Linked DNA regions of Homo sapiens: region 1 is linked to region 2. A link is a contact called in ENCODE Hi-C or POLR2A ChIA-PET data. All regions are on one chromosome and are shown on one strand. Each heading gives the region's core, a stretch centred on a gene start or an enhancer-like site at or near the end of the contact. The rest is flanking DNA. Distances are from core to core; before and after follow the strand shown. Region 1 holds the start of HIVEP3 (HIVEP zinc finger 3). Region 2 overlaps HIVEP3 (HIVEP zinc finger 3).

Evidence for each region. A loop is a pair of places that touch in the nucleus more often than their neighbours do. ChIA-PET counts read pairs that join two places held with the same protein, here RNA polymerase II (POLR2A). Pooled maps may share reads with other maps.
Region 1: a loop to region 2 is called in a pooled map, with 3 times the contacts of the local background. The contact joins the promoter of HIVEP3 here to the enhancer-like site in region 2. A Hi-C loop is called at or near these places in 11 of 50 pooled maps. POLR2A ChIA-PET finds 5 or more read pairs at or near these places in 6 of 52 experiments (CD4-positive, alpha-beta T cell, CD8-positive, alpha-beta memory T cell, WTC11 and 3 more).

Annotation. Positions count from the first base shown.
Region 1 is chr1:41,916,457-41,920,370 of GRCh38, forward strand. HIVEP3 (HIVEP zinc finger 3) reads right to left here and starts at 2,466. Exons shown (of 9, transcript NM_024503.5): 1 at 1,957-2,466. RefSeq lists silencers at 1,402-1,696, 1,748-1,797.
Region 2 is chr1:41,739,194-41,742,591 of GRCh38, forward strand. All of the region lies in intron 1 of HIVEP3 (HIVEP zinc finger 3), which reads right to left. Among named protein-coding and RNA genes, the nearest start is that of HIVEP3, 180 kb to the right of the region's middle. RefSeq lists an enhancer at 1-216. Within about 2 kb of position 1,763, at least 17 of the 41 ENCODE cell types and tissues checked have a DNase peak (open chromatin) inside an H3K27ac peak, as active enhancers do.

The sequences.
Region 1 (3,914 bases), core at 1,216-3,715, 180 kb after region 2:
TTAACAATTCTGTATCCTGTGGGTGCCTTAACTAGATGGAGTGGAGAGGAAGCAGAGAGCTAAGTGTCACACCACCCTCTCCTCCTGCCTGCAGGTGTCTTAGTTGGACAGCTGTCCACCTTCCTTGCAAAAAACTCCCACAATCTTTAAATGCAACTATGTAAAGGGCCTCCAGCCTCTGCAAGCCATCACAACTTTAAAGAGCATATGTCAAACAGCTCAGACGGCATCTGAGGTCTATTCTTCAGCCCCACAGTATAGCCCAACCCCAGAGCACAAGTGACACCCTAGTGGACAGGAACTCCTCCCTACACTGGCTGCTCAGCAGGACCATGAAGAACAGCTGGGACCTGGCCTATTACCTTGGCTTCAGGATTCATTTTCTGCCTGGAATTGGGAAACTGGAGGCCCTGCAGGGGTCCTTCTCCTGGGTCCAACTGTCTCCAGGGTGCAAGAGGGGTGAAATTACCAAATGAAAGTTCAGATAAGCAATTACTGGCTGAAAGAGACACAGGAGGGTCTTCAGATCAACACTGACCCAGAGCTAATACCACACTGTCCTCAGAGGGACACACGATCACTGACCTGTATTCTTCACATTTAAGTTGCTAGAATTATTCCTCCTTGCCCCCACTCTCTCCCTGCCCCCAGCATACACATAATTACATAAAGACGTCTTAAACAACTGTAGCACCCAACTTCTTCAGTCTGGGGGAGAGCCAGGAGATGGTGGGGAGCTGTTTGGGCACACGTCTGATCATTACATAATCACACAAACATGGGCTGGAGAACACTGCCATGCAGATCAGTTCAGCAAACACCTCATTCTCCCTCTTTCCTCTTCCCTCCCCCCGTAACACCCAAAATGCACACCAGAGTTAACAAAACCGAAGCACTCCAGGTAGCCAGTGGGCACCTGGCTGCTGTGGTTACAATGCCAAGGGCTACCAGAAACGTCAGCGTATACCAGAAAGAGGGCCAGGGTGCTGCTCACCCAGCGACCAGATCTGCAGACCCTCTTCCTGCAACCACTGCCCCCGAAGTTCAAGGAAGGGCCTAGCCACAGAAATATTCCTGACCTGCAACAGAAACCAAACCAGCTACGTTAAAGGAAACCAATGCCGAGCCTCCAAGTTCCTCTGCACCACTGCCACACTCAGGAGTCCTCAGCAGCCTGGACAATATCATTAGGGACCATTCGGCACCATCAGTGTTTCCATTTAAAAGATAGTAAAATGTGGGGCATAACTTGGAGGGGACACTCTCTCTGCTAGCAGGGAGGCAAGAATCCCCTATAGAATAGGAGTTTGGTTTGGGTTTGGTTGGGTCAGGTTGGGGGTTGGGAAATGATTTTGCTTTAGGAATATTTTCAGGGGGCTAGGATTAAGGGGGAAAAAGAAAGCTATCCCCTCTGTCTCAGCAGCCAGCATCATACGAATCTCACTCTCAACCAAGCAGGCTACTGCAGTCCGCCTAAACAATCCGGAGCAGCAGCCAAGGCAGCACAAGAAAACGCCGGTGCCACGGAACGCGATGCCTAAGCCCCCCAGCCGAGGCTCCTATGGAGCCGGCCGCCAGTGCGCGGGTGCAGAGCCCAGCAGAGCCTGCTGCAAGCAGCGCTGGAGCGCACGGCGCGCATAGGGTTACAGCCCCGCCGCCGCCGCCGCCGCCGCCGCCTGTGATTGACGCGCGGGGGTCACTTGAGGCTCGCGCCGCTCCCCAGCACCAGGCCGAGCAGCGCGCTCAGCCCACCGGGGGCACTGGCCGCCACGCGCAGCCCACCCGGCCGGCCCCTGCGTCTCGGCAGCCGGACACCTTGCCTAAGAAAGGCATACACAAAATGGAATCGCAGCTCGCTATTCTGCTTCGCGGTGCGGCCTCAGGCAAAAACACAATCACAAGGTAAAATACAGCGCAAGGAATCCATCCGCCGAATAAAAACCCAGAGTCCCCTACCTTCGGCCTTGGGATGGCAAACTGGTCCTGTGTTCTCTGACCCACGGATCCAGCCCCTTCTTCATGAATTATTCCGGCCAGGCAGGATTTTGTGCATTTTTTTCATGAACACCTGTTTCAAGTAAGGGGTAAAGACCTTATTGAAAGAATTGTCCTTAAAAAATAACCTGTGCATACGTATGTCCATCCAGGCATGCATGCGTGTTTGTATACACACATATGCACACGGAATAGCCATGTACATTGAAGCACCAAACTAGGCAGCTGGATAATGGGAGAGTCGGCTGGTTGTGAGCATGCTCGCGCCGGGAACAGATCCACCCTCTGTTATTCCTCTGAATAAATATAAATCACGATCAGAAACCCAAACAGAAGCATCCCTCTTGAATTCGTGCTGCTGAAAAACACGGAATAAATTCAGCCTGCAGACACAGAATCTAATCAGCAGCTGTTTTCTGAATCCAGAGCCAACCCATGCCTCGCTTGTCTTTTCCACTAGGAGTCCAGACCTTTTTTGAAAGGGGGTTTAACCTTTTAAAGACACAGTACACCAATTATCACTTCGGAATAGCTGTCACTCCCAGCGCAGGAAGCCAGTCCCATGCCTAAAGGCACAGTAGGCTTGCACACAGTGATAAGGATTTCATTTATTGGTGCTTTTTAAAAAACAACATATATGTATAATATATGTGCATATATATGCACATATATATGCACACATATTATATATATATACGTGGAGAGAAAAAATGCAAATGCAAGTCATAAATATTTATTGCACTGATGAGCTTCTCAGTACTAATTGGCACGTTATGTAAACACTATGATCCTTCACTTCTGAACACCCATGTTCACGGGTCAGACGAGACAGGGCACTCTTGTCAGCAAGCGTGTCACACCTCACCAGCCTCTGGCTGCAGATCAGGGGCCGGGGAGCCTCAACAGTGCCTGAAGGGAGTGGGGTCTCTGCACCTGAGAGCTCAACACGGGCACTCCTTGCCCTGCCCTGCCTTGCTCTGCAGTCTCAGGGTCCATGTCCACAAATCAAAGAATAGTTCTGGCACTATTTCTAAAGTCGAACATAATCCAGAGCCACATCGCATTCCAAGACATACTTTCTTTCAACCAGAATCAGGAATCAGAACTACCACCTGAACCTTAGTTAGAGTCTTTACGATTCAGACTTAGGCCCTTCTTCAAGATTTTGTTATTGAGTTCTGTTGTTTTGTTTTTCACTTTTCTTTTAAGGGTCAGCATGGAGGTATGGAGGTAGAAAAACAGGGTAGGGGGAGAGACAACCTCCAGCCTAAATTTTTTTGAAAAAAATTATTCTTCGAGTACTTCAGCCACCCAGATGGTGTTTACTGCAGTTTTGTTCTGGCTTTTAAAGAGGTAGCGCTGAGAAGAAACAAGAGTCCTAACCTTGCTCACGTGTGTTAAGAAGGCAAATGTCTTTGACAGTTTCTTTTTCACCCCAGCCCCAGAGCTCCAGCATGGCGCTGTCTGCTCCTCCGCTGGTTCCCGCCTAAGAGCAGCGGCAGTGGCTCACCTCGGGAGCTACAGGGGCGCTCCTACAGCCGCTCCAGCATCACAGCCCATTCCCTCCCTTGCCTAGTCCTGCCAGGCAAACCGTGAAAACAAGTGCACTGTCACCCTCCCACCTCATCACAGGCGCTCCTGTGTGGACCCCTCCCAGCGACACACACACACTCTCTTCCTTCCCCTCTTCCAGGGCCCTTTGGCAGAAAATTATCATATTTCATGTGTCATCGCCCAAGCAAGCTGGGTCCATCACTGATTGGCTGGGCCCTGGCAGCCGGAAATGTCACCAGCCACACAGCGTGGAGCTGGCTCTCCCGCGGCCACCACAGACCTGAGCCCAGGAGGCTCTGTGACAAGGCACAGACCTACCACAGAGAGCCTGTCACTCTCTCCCTGGTCCAGCCCCTGCCCCCTGC
Region 2 (3,398 bases), core at 513-3,012:
CCGGGCAGCCTGGAGTAGGATTTCAACATCTCAAGCTGGAGGTCACGTGCACAGAGCAGCCGGTGGCAAACGGGGAACTCCAGGAAGCCAGGCTGTTTCAGAGAAGTACTTGGAGCTGGGGGGCATTTAGGCAGGAGCCGAGTGAGGTCAGAGGGTCGGTGGCAGCCGTAGGCCTAACTTGCCAGAGAGGGAGGCCCAGTCTCAGTGGGTCACTCCTTCCAGGAGCAGAGGAACAGCGTGACAGCCCAGTGGCGGCCAAGTGACCGCCCACAGAGCACTGGGCACCCACAACTCTCTTTGCAGATGGGAACACCGAGACTCAGGGAGGGTGAGTAATGTGCCCCCAGGAGTTACCCAGCTCAGCAGAGAAAAAATTGGGGTTGCCCCCACCCCCTCTGCCTCTCTTGGAAGGAAGTCTTGGCTTCCTCAGGCGCTCCTTCCACTCCACCCACTGTACCCACCCACCTAACATCTACCAAGCATGTCTCAACCCCAGACTCCCAGTATCATCTTGTCTGCTTCCAGATAACCCTGTAAGACAGGCAGGGTAATCATGCCCACTTCACAGATGAGAAAAACTGAGGCTCTCAGAGACCATGTGACTTGTTTAAGGCAGAGGCTCAAGTCCAGGCTGTCTGGCCCACCTCCCCAGTGTGCTTCAGAAGAGAGCACTAGTAACAGCACAGTGGCCATGACATTCCTACATGACAGCATCTCAGCATTTCCAAAGTGTTTTCACTGCCACCCTAGCACCCAGCCACAAACAGCCCTTTCCTACCCACAACCACGGCATAACCAGGAAGTTGTCTATCCCCATTTTAGAGATGAGAAAATGGGATGAGAGGGTTGAAGTAACTTGCCCAAAGTCACACAGCTAAGAAGTGGCAGATCCAGGACTCAAACCTAAGTCCTCCAGGTCTCCCCATACTCAACCTACCCATCCACATTGCTGGCCAGTGGACGGGATGAAGATGTGGGCGCTGGCAATGGTGTGGCCACTGCCTCCCCGGCCACCACCAATGCTCTGGGCCCTAAGGCCCTGCACCCCTTTTCTCTGATGACCACTCAGTCTCCAAGGCCATCCTGAAAGCAGCTTATTGCAAGACCTGCTGGAGGCTGGGCAGCCAGAGAGTGGATGAGTTAATGTAGGTGGGACAGGACACCCCTGGCTTCTCTGCCGCTCTTCTATTGCCTATACACAGCTGCACCATGCAAACCTGGTGTGATTGGGCGAGGAGGGAACAGACACTGGGAAGCCCAAAGGTTCTGGAATGACATTGCCTGCTTTTCTCTCCAGTGCTGTCAGGGCAAGCCCATGACAGCAGTTTTGGGTGCAAAGAGTGGGGAAGAAGGTAAAAACTGCCATATACAGAGAGGCTGGCTCTGGGGCATGTGTCCTTCATATTTATTCTACAAACGTTTAATAAACACCCACCACTACACAGGCCCTGGCTAGGAGCTCTCACACTTCCTCCTTCACTCATCCTGACAACCAACGTGTGGGGGGACCCCACTCTGTGCCCCACCACCATGGCAGACAGGCAAGCAAAATGGGAACAGGAGCACTGCACAAGGAGTCTGCAGTCATGGGTACCAGCCCTGGCTCTACCATTCATCCACAGATGTGTGACCCAAGCAACCCCCTGCCCTCAGTGGGCAGAAGCATGGCTGGGGAGGACAGCCAGGCCTATACGAGGCAGGGAGGAACAGGGACAGCTGGCAGGGGGTGGGGGCTCAGTTTCCTGTGTCTGGCCAGAGGCTGGTGCTTTTCTGTCCTCTCATCAGACCTACCCAGAGACGGTAGGGCAGGAAGAGAACGATTTCCTGGACTCCTACCATGTGCCAGCCCTGGCCAAACATTTTCACATGTGGTATCTTGTCTAATTTCTGTAACATCCAAGTGAGGCAAAAACAGGCTCAGAGAAGGGAAATGACTTGCCCCAGATCACACAGCTAGAGCAGGGAGGAACTGCAAGAGGATAGAAACACAGATCTGTTTGCTTTCAAAAAAGGAGGGGAAGCTTCCCCTTCCTTTTTCTTCTCCCGGGTCCCCTAGCACCTTTGTCTTCCTCCTCCGCTTAGCTAGAATGTGTTAGCACTGGAGGAGCAATGGAACCAAGAGGCAGGTGTGGAGGAACTCATCTGCTTCCCACCTTTGCATTCTCCTAGCAGGGCCGGGGTCCCAAGCTGTCTTTCCATGGTGGGAGTGGGAGGTGCTCTCCTGCGGAGTCCTGACCCATCCCCACTCTCCCACCCACCCTATCTCAGTGACTAATGGGCCGTGCCGCTGACTAAGCTGCCCTCGCAGGGTGCACAGTGGAAACAAACCCAGGTTCCTTCCTCTCTAATCCTCACCCCCATCCTTGGCCTGGGGTCTCTAGCCAGGCCCTGTGTTACACAGAGAGGTAGCCCATGATACAGGTGAGTCACGCTGAGGCTGCAGCCACCTGGATCTGCTGCCTAAAGAAGTGCTGCCCTATCCATCTGATTTCCCATGGGGCGTCGGGATGAGAAGGGGCTGTGGAAACGAACAGCCTGAATTTTCATTTCTGGCTCAACCACTGATTGTGTGACCTTGTGTCTGCTGCTTCACCTATTGGAGCAGCCTAAACATCCCGATTTGTCAAACACAGGGCTGTTTTGAAAACTAGAAGCCATCCTATCTGTAGGATGCCAGAAACATAGTAGGTACTCAGCAAATCTGAGCTTTTCCCTTCAACTGTCTAAGATAGACTGAGGGCTGAAGGCCAAGGCATTTGTTTACATTGATTGTCCAATGAAATGAAATGTTTTCCTATTCCTGACTTGATTTGTGGCAAGATAATGCTTTTTAGAATTGATTCTGACTTGTAGTTTAGCCCTGAATTCTACACCATTGTGAATTGGACCCTGAATATATCCAGCCTCTACAGCCAGAAGTTCGAGGTGGGGCTGGTACCAAATCTTATCCACCCAACCATCTGTCCATCCATCCATCCACCCATCCACCTGTCCATCCATACGCTCATCTTTTCTTCCATTCTGCCATCTATCTGTCCAACCGTCTATCCATCCATCTGTCCATTATTCCATCCACCCATCCTTTCATTCATCCACTCATCCACTCAATGATTGAATCCCCAGCATATGCCAGCCACAGCAAGGGCTCCAAACAAAAAAGAGCTTCAACAGCTTCCGCATACTCTGCTGCTGTTGACTCAGACACACATCACAGGCAGCTAATAATTACTTTTCCATTGGTCGGATGTGGAGAGGAAGAGCACTGCCTCCCTCCCAGCATCTGGCTTGCTCGACATTGCCTTTCTCTGTTCCACATGCAAGTCTCCCAGTGACTATCTTTCTCGTGAATACTTATTCCTTGATGAACAGGGTATTCCCCATAAGAGCAGAGGTTTTCA